Linked DNA regions of Mus musculus: region 2 is linked to region 1. A link is a contact called in ENCODE Hi-C or POLR2A ChIA-PET data. All regions are on one chromosome and are shown on one strand. Each heading gives the region's core, a stretch centred on a gene start or an enhancer-like site at or near the end of the contact. The rest is flanking DNA. Distances are from core to core; before and after follow the strand shown.

The links. A loop is a pair of places that touch in the nucleus more often than their neighbours do. ChIA-PET counts read pairs that join two places held with the same protein, here RNA polymerase II (POLR2A).
Region 2: a loop to region 1 is called in a map of v-Abl transformed pro-B cells, with 3 times the contacts of the local background. The contact joins the promoter of Tesmin here to the promoter of Cpt1a in region 1. A Hi-C loop is called at or near these places in 3 of 37 maps with a recorded cell type or tissue (T-helper 2 cell, adrenal gland and v-Abl transformed pro-B cells). POLR2A ChIA-PET finds 5 or more read pairs at or near these places in 3 of 5 experiments (Patski and embryonic stem cell).

Annotation. Positions count from the first base shown.
Region 1 is chr19:3,319,434-3,325,423 of GRCm38, reverse strand. Cpt1a (carnitine palmitoyltransferase 1a, liver) reads right to left here and starts at 2,123. Exons shown (of 19, transcript NM_013495.2): 1 at 2,050-2,123.
Region 2 is chr19:3,383,868-3,390,142 of GRCm38, reverse strand. It overlaps Tesmin (testis expressed metallothionein like), which reads right to left and starts at 1,286. Exons shown (of 9, transcript NM_001039657.2): 1 at 810-1,286. The coding sequence starts at 1,193. Cpt1a (carnitine palmitoyltransferase 1a, liver) reads right to left here. Exons shown (of 19, transcript NM_013495.2): 19 at 4,410-6,275.

The sequences.
Region 1 (5,990 bases), core at 874-3,373:
CCGGAGCGACGCGTCGCCGCTGCCATCCCGGAGTCACCGATCCGCTTTGTCCGAGGACAGCTGTCGCATACAACAAAACAGCCAGCCGGCACCGTGCCTCGAAGGGTTTCGCTGCGAAACCCAAGGGGAAAATAAAGTAAAAATTGCAGCGCTTTTATGAATGGGCAAAATGGGCAAGAGGAATCAGGGTTGGCTAAACCCCGGCCAGCGCCCCAAACTCCCGAGAGAATCAGGCCTGCCGGTTTCGTGACCACTGGGTCAGGGCCAAGCGCAGCGGCGGCGGAAGGGAGGCGTTCCACCCCTCATCTGCAGTCAGGTGGCTTTCTAGCTCAAACTCGAAAGGTTTTGTCTTGTGCAGGAAGCCGCTTCGGCCACTTTTGATACAAAACCTAACCGGAGCTTGATTCCAAAGACGGTTAAGGAGTTCAAAGCCGGGCGTGGTGGTGCTCGCCTATAATCACCGCACTTATGGGTGGGTGCAGGAAGGAGATCGGGGGTTCAAAACCAACCTTGGGTACAGAGCAGGCTGGAGGGCAGCCTGTGTTACATGAGATCCTATCTCATTTTTTAAAAGTAAATAAATAGATAAAAGAGAAAATTCAAGTGTAAGGTTAAGTCTAGCGAGGCTTTAGTTAAGAAAAGCAATAATTTACATGACAAAAGAGCTCCGGGTGCTGCAGCAAAACCAGTCTAGCCCAGGACTCTGAATGCGGACGCTGCCCAGACCTACCTACTACTCTGCACTGCCCCGGAGCAAGCACTGTCCTCCCCACACCACAGTCCTCTGCTTTAGGTCCTCACTGAGTCCTGAGTCGACCGACTAGGAAGGGGGTGGTGGTGATGTATGCTTGCTGGCACAAATAAAAGGCCAAAGCTGTGTTTTAGTCATTTGGCTTGTGGTTTTGACAGTGATAAACACGCTTGAATATCAGGAATGACCAGAAACCAGACGCCTGTGCAACAAAATGCTGTAACTAAATACGCGTTCCGAAAGGCTTCTAAACTCACTTTCATTTTATTTGCGAACTTCCAAAGTTAGCAGTTTCCGACTAAAATCTGTTTTTGGACAACTATTTAAATGCACGGAACGAGAGTCGGCCCAGAGCTGAGAGTACTGAGCTTGATTGTATGTAGCCTGGTTCACACTAGGAACTTTTTAACTCCTTAAAAACTTGAGCGTTCATCTGTGTTCTGTGACATCAACGAAAACCAGACCCGATTCACAATAAGATGAAGAAAAACGAAGGGTACCCGCTGTTACCGCACAGCCTGGTTGCCCAGACCGTGCTGTCCGGCTGTCCCAGGCCAAGTTCGCTCAGGCCAGGTCACGTGACGCCCCCACCCTCCCGGGCTCTGGTCCCGGCGCGACCTTGGGCAGTCTCTGACACCCACCTGCCCTTGAACCCCGGGCAAAACCGCGGTGAGGGGTGCAAAACACTTAAGTCTCTGCGCCAAGGGTGTGTCCCGAAGGCTATACTGCAGGGACCCGCACGAAGAGAGGGCACCGGCCACCTGCCAAGTCCCCTGTGCGAGCATCCTTCCTACTGCCGAGCCCGACCCTCACGGACCCCGAGAACCAATCCACCTGCAGAGTAGCGGGTGGAAAGAGCCTGGAGAACGCTCGGCGTCCACACTGGCCCCAAGCCACCCGCGGAGTGGGGAGTGAGCAGGGGTCAGAAAGGGAGTTGACACTCCTACTGGTCAGGGACCAAGGAGTCACGCCTAATCATAAGCATCTTTCACAGAGCAATGAAGACCCCAAACCCACGCGGTGAGTGAATCCACCGTGGGGCGGGACACCACGAGCCGAGGTCCCACGCGTCCCGAGTGGAGGCATTTTGCCCAGTCTGGGGACCAAGCATCTTTCCTCCCGTCCCGGGATCCCCCAGATCCGTCACTGCGCGGGGGAGGGAGTGCCCTCTGCTTCTCCAATGCGCGGCTCACGCGTACCCTACGGGCACAGTCTGGGTCTCCCTCCACACTCTTAAGAATGACACCCGCGCGCCCAGCCCAGGGCGGTGCCGCAGCGCTGCCCTCGCGGTGTCTTACCGAGTCTGCAGACGGCGGCGGCGGAATGAGCGAGCGGAGTCCGGGCCGGGGCGGGCGAGGCCAGGCTCACCGACGCGCGCCGCGGGTGATTGGCTGAGCCCAGCTGGGCTGCAGCGCGGGCAGGACGGGGCGGGGCCTGGACGGGGCGGGGCTGCGGGGAGGAGGTCAGTAAGGAAACTGAGGCTAAGTCCCGAGCTTGCCAACGGCAGACCTAGGACAACATTCCTTACCCTGAGAGCCTCAGTTTCTTCATATACAAAAGGGACCAACTCATTAAAGCCATGTCCAAAACAGCTCTTTGCACCATACTTGGCTTACACTCGCGGTTTACACTAATCCGCCCGTAAACTTCTCTGCAACCCTGCGGGAGTTATGCTGATTTTGCTCCAGACTTTTGGTTTGTTTGGTTGTTTGGTTGATTATTTTTTTTTTTAAAAAAGGGGAGTGGGACGCTTGGGGTGGTGTTGGGAAGAACGGCTTGTCTAACATCAGAGAATGAAGAAGTAAGCTCAGGTTCCAAGTTTGAGAACAGATGTTTGACATCCGGGGGCAGGTTGGCGCCAGAGGCCAACACACTCATAGTCTCCCTGGGATAAAATCGTCAGGGGGCGGGGGAACCCTCATCTGCGGAACAATTAGGGTGTGTGGGTAGCTCACAATGCCGTGCATTCCTTGCCTGTGTAAGGTCCTGGATTCAAGTCTCTGCGCCCAAAAGCAACGGAATCGAAGTACTCTTTGAACGCTGAGAACGAATAGGTGTCAATAGGGGAGTGATTGGAACCTCGGACAGAGTGGCTTCTGGAGGGGGATCGCTGGCAGCACACGGGGAACGAAGGTTGCAGGGTGAGTTGTGAACAGGGTGTAGAGAAGTCGGGCCAGACATGGCAAAGCACTCTACCCGCCAGATGGGGCGCCCTCCCAGGCTGCAGCTCCAGGCCCTGCGTGTAGCAAGCTCTCCATAAATGCGCTGAAGAAGGAAGAGTCGCAGCTCTGAGGTCAAGCACGCCTGGTCATGGAAGAGCCCTGTTTGCCTCCATCTTTCTCTGCCTTGCCGTGGAAGGGTTCCATAGAGAAAATGAAAGTTCCCCTTGATCCCGCCCCCAACTGTAGTTAACTGTTGCTGTATCTCATCTCCCCCTACACCTCTATTATTTAAAAGGACAGGCGATTGTTGGGTGTAACTTTGAGATTTTTAGTTTATGTGAAGGGACTCATAGAGAATCGGGGTCTTTCACTTGCCTTCATTGTTCTGACACACCCAAACGCCTTCCATCTTCTTAAGCATCCTTATCTGAGCACCTGTTCCTGAGCGTGGAAGCAGAGACCAGTGTGACATGTGGCTGGCACTGCAGAGGTGCTATCTGGAAACACTTTCTGCTGTCCCCCGGGCCTCATCGGCCTCGATGGCTCTAGTGTCACCTCTTGCTGCCCCCTACTTAAGGCTCCTTTTAAGTCCTGGACTGTTGGACTCACCTTAAATGCCCTTCCTTCTCTCCCTAGAACCCCAGTCCTAACCGGTCCCCTCCCCAAGGACACTTCCTCTTTTCTTGGCGTCCTGCTTTGCGTCCCTCTGGATTGGCCCTGTGCCCTGTCTGTCCAGGAGGCTCAGCGGCCTTGACAGCAGGCCCTCCCTGCCGGCCAGGAGGGACAGGAGCAGGGGCGGAGACAACATCAGAAGGAACTCTCAGACACCTCGTGCCTTGGGGAGGCACCATAATGAGCCAGAGCCGCCTGCACCTGGTTTTATCCTGTGGGGACCTCATTTTCCTTCCTCTACCCTCACCATAGCCCTTTTCCCAAGGACTGTAGCTCCCGGAGTGGCTATTAATAAAGAGCTTAACCTCCCCCTCGCCCCTCGGGGTGGGGATGGGGAAGCTTGGGGCATTAACCTAAACTCCCTGAGCGCTGAAAATATACCAGGAACTGGCACCAAGGCTAGAATAACCTTTCTCAAGCTCGCCTGTTTATTTTTCACATTCTTTCTCAGTTTCAATCCCATAGACTGTGCCAGCTGCTCACGATGGATACGTTTGCCCTGTGTGGTGGCTCACATCTGTAATTTCATTACTTGGGAGACTGAGGCAGGAGGATCATATATGAGTTGGAGACCAGCCTGGGTTACAGCGTGAGCCTGTCTCAAAAACCAAACCAAACCAAACCAAACCAAACCAAACCAAACCAAACCAAACCAAAACAAAACAAAACAAAACAAAACAAAAACAGAGTTGGAGGAAATTGCTCAGTAACTAAGTACGAATACTACTCTTGCCCAAGACCACAGTTTGGTTCCCGGCATCCAAGTCTCAATGTTCACAAACACCTATAACTCCAGCTCCTGGGGATCTTGCTCCCCCTTCTGGCCATCATGGGCACCTGCATTTATATGTTCATACATTCCCATACACATTATTTTTAATCTAAAAAACAAACCACAACTGGGGATGTGGCTCAGTATTACAGCGCTTGTCTAGCAGGCATGAAGTCCTAGATCCCATCCCCCACACCACATAAAGAGGGTATAATGATGCACACTTGTGATCCCAGCAAGAAGTTCAAATTGTCCTTGGCCACATATCAAGTTTGAGGACAATGGAAAGAATAAGATAAGCTGATTAATCGTAGGGTTGCATGCATGCTAGTCAGGTGCTCTGCCACGGAGCTACCACAGCCCTCGTTTTTTTGTTTGTTTGTTTGTTTGTTTTGTTTTGTTTTGGTTTGGTTTTTTTTTCAGTACTAGAGCTGGAAGCCAAGGTCTTATGTGTAGAAGGCCAAACAACATCCCAACCCTAACTATCCCACCTAATATATGTGACAGGGAATTTTCACAGCCCCCACTGTTTTGCCAAGAGGATGGCTGCTCCATGGTCATTCTCTCTAGCCTCCTTTCCGGTTGGCAGGACTCAATAGATATCTATCCAAAGTGCTTAAGACGTTTGGGGACTTGGCTATGAGACCTAGTTTTGAGGGAACTCTACTTCATACTAAAGAATGTTGTAATCACAGGAGGCAGTGTTTTCCCCTCCTCCTCCAAGCCTCAGGCCCCACTGAACTTGAACTTTGAGCCCCTGTACACGTTTTGAGTCAATATCGGAGGTAGTATTTGCTCAGCCAACGTCACCAGGTTTCATGAGGACAGTGGCATTGTCGCAAGGATAACAAACCCAAGGCTGCCAACGAGTGTGGGAAAAGAAACTTGGAGTCCATGAGGCTTCTTCTGTGTCCCGCTGTTCCCACCAGAGAGTGAAAATGTCCTGTGAAATGTACCCTGCCTGTCCCACTTTGGGGGCCACTCCACTGTTTTCTTCTGCCTTGCCTTCCCGAGCACCCAGTGAAAGGAAAGTTGGCAGTGTTTACTATCCCAGAGAAGAAACAATCGAAGCCACAAGACCAGGGCTAGGTGTGTCAGTGTGAGCCCCTCCTGGTCCCGTGTAAGCCTCAGTTTCCTACCCTAGGAAATGAAGTCAGGGCCAGAGACATGGCTCAGCAGGAAATGGTACACACACACACTCACGAACATACACAGATAAGGCTCCATGCACAAATGCTTGTGAACTACCATCTGGATGCTAGGAATACTTGAACTTGGGTCCTCGGCAAGAGTGTCCAGTGAGTGCTCCTGCCCCTCCACCCTACCATTCTTTGAGAAGTAGTGCATGTTGGTCTGGTACTCGTGACGTAGCCAAGAGTGACCTTGAACTCCTGATCACCTGCCACTACCTGCCCATACTGGGACTGCAGATGTGCTCCATTGTGCCAGGTCTGTGTGGTGCTGGAGACAATGGCCAGGATGTTGAGTACCCTACCAATTGAGCTACTCCCACAGATGTGCCACAGGCCAATTGAATGAGGCAATTCCCCTCATGTTATGTCCTCAGATAAGTCTGGGCTGTGCCCAGTTGATGCCTAGGTAGGTGACAGAGCCTCTGGGGGTAGAGGAAACA
Region 2 (6,275 bases), core at 37-2,536, 66 kb before region 1:
CAAAGCCAGGCTCCTGTCATCTCCACAGAGATTTAAAACAACAAAAATTCTATGAAGGCTTACTCTAGACCTGACACACTTGACTGGATGAGGAGCCCAGTTTCCCAAGCAGGGTTCTTTGGGGGCTGACCTGTGCCTGGTTTCCTTTAAAAGGTTGATTCCTTTCTATTGGCAACAGTGAGGTGTTGGGGATGTGGGTTAGTTGGGTTAGTGGACTAGCATAAGGCAGGGTGTGGTCCCAGCATTGTATCAGCCGGGTGTGGTGGGGCTCACCTGTACACCTAGCACTCAGGATGTAGAGGCAGGAGAATCAGAGGTTCTCCTAAGTTATATAGCAATTTCAAGGAATTGCTATATAGCTTAGCAATATGGTTGAGAAGCAGAATTCATCAAAACTCTACATAGGTTTAAAGAACTGTCCCTTATCTTACAGAGGGGGAGATCATCAACTGAAAAAATCCTCAATAATGGAAGTCTTTGGTGTGAAGAAAAAAAAATCTCCCAGCCAATCCCAAACTACCAGGCTGAAAACTATCTGCAGAACACGCAAAAGGCCCTGGGTTCTATCCCTAGCCCTGCTGGGGCGGAGGTGGGTGGAGACACAAGTCCAACAGGCCAGGAACACACACTGTGATGGCAACAGTTATAAGCTCTTCTAGTGTGGCACAGTCATCTGCAGGGGAAAAGGCTGGGCAGGGAGGTGCCACCTCCCTTGTATCCCTTGTGGTGCCTGAGCCTGCTGCCCGGGGCCAGCCCACAGGATAGGCACGCGGAGAGGCGGCGCGACGGTGGCCCCTGCTGGCGCTTACTGGGATCACGCGCACTCCTGCGCTTAGCGGCAACAGCGCGGGCCCGCGAGCACCGGGAAGTAACGACGATAACACGTGCACGCTGTAGGCGGGAGGCGGAGCGGCGTCGTCTGGGCTGCGGAGCTCGGGCAGCCCCGGGAAGTCGCCGAGCAGGGCGGCCGGTACCTCAGCGCCCGGCGGGGGGCTGAGCGCACGCAGCAGCGGCTCCCCTGGCTCGGTGGCGCCCAGGTAGGCGTCGGCCAGAACCGGCAACTCATCCCGATCGGCCGCACCGCCTGCGGGGCTCAGCGCCAGCCCGTCCGCGAACACACGCTCTGACCCGAACAGCTCGGCGCCCAGCTCGTCTTCGGGGCCAGTCATGGCGCCGAGCAGCGCGTCCTCCATGGCCACTGGGACCCGAGAACAGCGACACGACGCGGCCGTCCAGCTCGCCTTGCTTCTGAGAGGCTGGACGACCGTTGACCGTTAGGGAAAGGGGCGGGGCCCGTCTCTGACTGAACGGGGCGGAGCCTGGGCTGCGGTGGGTGGGGCCTCTGCCAAGATGACAGGAGCCTGGGTTGTGGTAGGTGGGTGTCTATGGTGGGCGGGGCCTTGCCATGGAGGTTGGGCTTTGGCTCTTGGTGGGCGGGGCCTGAGCATGATGGATGGGACCTGGGCTGTGGTTGGCCCACAAGGCAGCCTTTCGGTATGCTTGGATGGAGGCTGGAGGGACTGGGTATCAGCCAACCTCTCCTGCACCTAGTGGGGGAAACTGAGGCTCCCAGGTGGTGGTTCTTTCTCTCTTTTTTTAAACTTTGAAAATTTCATTGGTGAGTACTGTATTTACATCATTTTCACCCCTCCTTTTCATCTGTTTTTGTTTTTAAGTCAGAATCTTAGTAGGTAGACTTGGCTGGCTTAGAACTCTTTACGTAGACCAAGCTGGCCTGGAACTCACAGAGCTCCACCTGCCTCTGCCTCCCAAAAATTGGGGTTAAAAACATGACTAATACTCCAGGAAATTTGAAGCAGTGCTAGGTGGGAGGCCCCACCCACCCCTGTTAAGGCCCGCCCTGTCCAGGCAGAGATGGCCCCGCCCCCTTCCCTAACGGTCCAACCTGGGGGGGGGGGGGGCATTACGAAACTGAGTTAATAGGTGCTGGGAAGTGAGTTTGGGTCCTCAGCGAAAAAAAGTGCTATTAACCTGTGAGTCACTTCCAGTACATTTATCTATTATTGCTCAGGCAGTACTGGAGATTGAATCTAGGGCCTCCTACATGCTGGGAACTCTGCCCTTGAACGTGTTACCTTGTCTCAGTCTCAGTAGTTGCAATTAAAATCCTGTGCCATCAGGTTTTGCTTTCAGGGTTTTGTTTATTTACACTTAATGCGTATTTGCATATACATTTGTGGACACACCATGGCATTAATCTGAAGGAAAGGAAAACGTTCCAGAGTCGAGAGTTGTCTCTCCTTCCCTGTGCGGCTTCTGGGATCAAACTCAGGTTGTCAGACTTGGCAGCACACACCTTTACCCACTAAGCTACCTCATCAGCCATTTTAGTTTCTTGTTAGTCTGTTTGAGACAGGGTCTTGTTGCGTGACTCTAGTTGACCTGGTGATCACTATTTAGTCCAGGTTGGCTTCCAACTCATGTTTTACTTATATCTTTTAAAGGTAAGGTCTCATGTGGCCCAGACTTCCTTGAATTTACTATGTAATCAAAGGCAATCTTGAACTTCTCATTTTCCTGCCTCTGCCTACTGAGTGCTAGGATAATAGGTATGCACCACTATCATCAGCTTATTTAGTATGGGAATTAAACCCAGGGCTTCTTGCATGCCAGGCAAGCACTCTGTAAGCTAATCCACATCCCACAGTCGGCAGCAAGAATTCCTTTGCACCTTGCATTCCCATATCGTTGAGAAGGATTCTATACAGTGCTCTGGCGGCTTCTTCCAGTTAAAATGAGGCGAGCCCCGACTCAGTTACATACTATGAAAGTCTCTCACCAACTGTTTAAATGGAAGGTGAGGCTGACATCTTGTCGTGCACCAGACTGTCACAATGGCTCGTATCTCCCTATGCTCTCCTGGGTCTGTGCACACATGTTCCACAGCTGTAATAAGCACACTGCATTAAGGGCTAGCCTGAGAATCCTAGTGCATTCAATCAAAAATTGCCAAGAAAGAATGGTAAGGAGTCTCAGACACCTATCCACCAGATAAACACAGACACTGGTATGTCACCAAGCTGGTCAGAATGAAGCCTGGCACCTCCATGACTGCTGCTGTCCCAGTAGGTTGGCTAAAGCTGCCTCTGTCTTGTTATTCTTGTTGGTCACAGTTCTAACCCATGCCCAGCTGGGCACTTCCTTGTGCCAGCTTCCACTTCCTACATCTGGCTCTTGGGGCTCTTGTTTATTTTTACATTTTTTAAAGATTTATTTTTGCCAGGTGGTGGTGGCGCACCCCTTTAATCCCAGCACTCGGGAGGCAGAAGCAGGCAGATTTCTGAATTAGAGGCCAGCTTGGTCTACAGAGTGAGTTCCAGGACAGCCAGGACTATACAGAGAAACCCTGTCTCGAAAAACCAAAAAAAAAAAAAAATTTTATGTGAATGGATGTTTTGTCTGTCTGTATGTGCACCATGTGCATGCCTGTGTTGGAGGTCAGAAGAGGGTGTCAGATGCTCTGAACTGGAGTTACAGGTGGTTGCAAGTTACCATGAGTGCTGGGCATTGACCCCAGGTCCTCTGGAAGAGCAACAAGTGTTCTTAATTGCTATGTCCAGTTTCATGTTGTTTCATTCTATGAGACAGGGTTTCACTATATAGATCAGGTTAGTCTGGAACTCTCTATGTAGCCTAGGTTGGCCTCATAGTCATGATCTTCCTACCTTCACCTTCCTAGTACTGGGATTCGAGGTCCATGACATCGTGCCCAGACCTCACTCGAGTTGCAATACTTAGGATCCTTCCTTCAGTTGGCTGTCTTGGAACTGGAGCTAACATCCAGAACTAGAGGCAGGGAGCTAGTTCTTTATTCTCCGTGCCTAGAGCAGATGCTTGGAAGAGCCTGATGAAGAAACTCAGTGCTGGTCTGGAGAGATGGCTCAGCAGTTAAGACACAGATGACATGAGGACCAGAGTTCAGATACCAGAGTTCATCCCTTAACATGGTAGGTGTGCTTGTACACATGCCTAAAACCCATCACTGAAGTGGGACCGAGTCAGCACTCCTGGGGCTTGCTGGCCACTGGCATTGCCAAAAAAATATAAGCTCCAGGTTTAGATACAGACCCTGTCTCAAAGAAAGGGGGTGAAGAATGCCGGACAACTCCTCTGGCCTCTTCATGTACCTGCAGCCGTATGCCAATGTGCATATGCCACACAGGCACACACATTACATGTTTCTAAAAAGGAAGTGTTATCATTCACTGAACATGCACTATAGCACCTCTGTGGTGCCAGGCACCCACACAGGAATGGAGGATAGCTCCACTGTGTGCTGCTCCTTGGTCAAGTACATGACAGTGGTGCCCTGCACACTGCAGGCTCACAGCCAGTACCTGATAGTATAACCCTGATTAGTATGACAAGGGAGACAGGGACAGATGATGTAGTAGGCGGGATTAATGTTTTATTAATGGTCAGCTATATTCGTTCACACATGCATTTCTAAGATTTATATCCAAACAGCATATGGTATTTACATGCAATGGACAGATTAGAAAACCAAATTCGAACCTTGGCTGCGGTAAGACTATGTTTTGTTCCACATTAAATACATAGTAGTCTTACCTCCTCCTTTGAACACTTACAGTGAAAGCCCACTCTTCTGCCTTGGAAGGAGTAAAAAATTGCATTGGTAACTGCTCAGGAGCAGCAAGGAAGGACACTGGAGACCTGAGAGAGGAATGTCACACTTGGGTACTAGCAGGAATACTCCGAGTAACAGAGGTTAGCAAGTAGTCCTAAGAGCGCGGTCAGGCGGCTTTGACTTACAGTTGTCTCTGCTATATATTTATGTTGCCTTTTGTTTTCTTGTTTTTAGTAGGAAAAAAACTTTGGCCCTTGTAGGTGTGATTCTTTTTTTTGTATTCATGGATACTTATAAAACACGCATGAGCTGTTCAGCCAGCACCTCTCTGTACTTCTGGCCACCCCACCCTCACTTCTGTTACAGCTAGCACACGAGTAGGAATCAAGCAAGGCCAAAGGGGCACTGGAAAATAAATACATGATTTAAAACACGAAGAGCTAAACTTGTCAGGACAGGATGGTAACAGGTAGGGGAGGCCACTCCATTATGCTATGTTTACATGGAATACCAAACGGAGTTGCTTTACAGTCTATTGGATGTTGTCAAGAAAGGCACTCTCACAGAGGGATGGTATTTGGGTACAAAGCACCCATTACTTGAGACCCCCGAGTCTGTCACCAAAATGACCTAGCCTTCTATCGAATTTGCTCTGGTTGGAATCTGACTGGGTGGGATTAGAAGATGAGCCCGTTGGTGTATCTGCCAGGATCTCTATCTCCTGGCTGCCATGACAAGGCTTTGGCTGCCTGTGTCAGTATGCCTGACTCAGTGACCAGGGTCTCACTCTCCTTGCCAATGGCTGCCACACTCTCCAGCTGGTGTCCAACTTGGTAGCCTTTGACTACCAAGCCCCTCACTTCCCTCTGTGGACACATCTGTTATTTTGTTGCTTAATGGAACTGGTGGCCAATGAGATTCTGCATCGCTCCCTCCACCAGGGACCTCATCTTCTAGGGTGGGGGAAGTGCTTACTTAGGGACATCTCTATGCAGGAACTTGTGAGGGGAAGCAGCACCCTCACATATCCACCCAAAGGCTTCACATGCTAAGCCTTCTCTATGGCCCCACTTGCCAATGGGCTCCCATCGTTAAGGCACTGGGTTTCGAAGGTGGCACTGAGGAGGTGGTATCCTGCTTCCAGGAAATGTGGAGTCAAATGTGGACTCCCAAAGCGATGGTGGCTGTCATTCATAGCAGAACCTTAATCCCCAGGCCTAACCATTCCATTAGTGTGTTACAGGTGTGTTAGCTAGAGCTGTTACCTCCACTGGCTCTGAAGCCACTTTCTCTTTCCACAAGGTGATGCTCTCACTGCCTGGGTGAAGTCAAGTCCCAAGTATCCACAGGGTCACCACTGAGGAAGTCTGTCACCTCCAACACATATTGATACAACCCCCAAAATCCAGGGATTCACCAGCATTTAAATCCCTTTATCCATTAGGAGCCGATTCAAAAGACTTCGGGGGACTGTGCCCAATATTCCTGGAGCCAAGGCATCTCTGGATGTAGTAGGGTCACAAGTCAAACGGTGGAGCCTACGGTTGTTCTAGGGAGACCGACGGTAAACCTTCTGGAAGGAAAACTGAGTTTTATAAGAACAATTTTCTGCCTGTCCTATGGTCAGGAGCAACACCTATTCATTTGGTTTGTATCACTAGAGTCC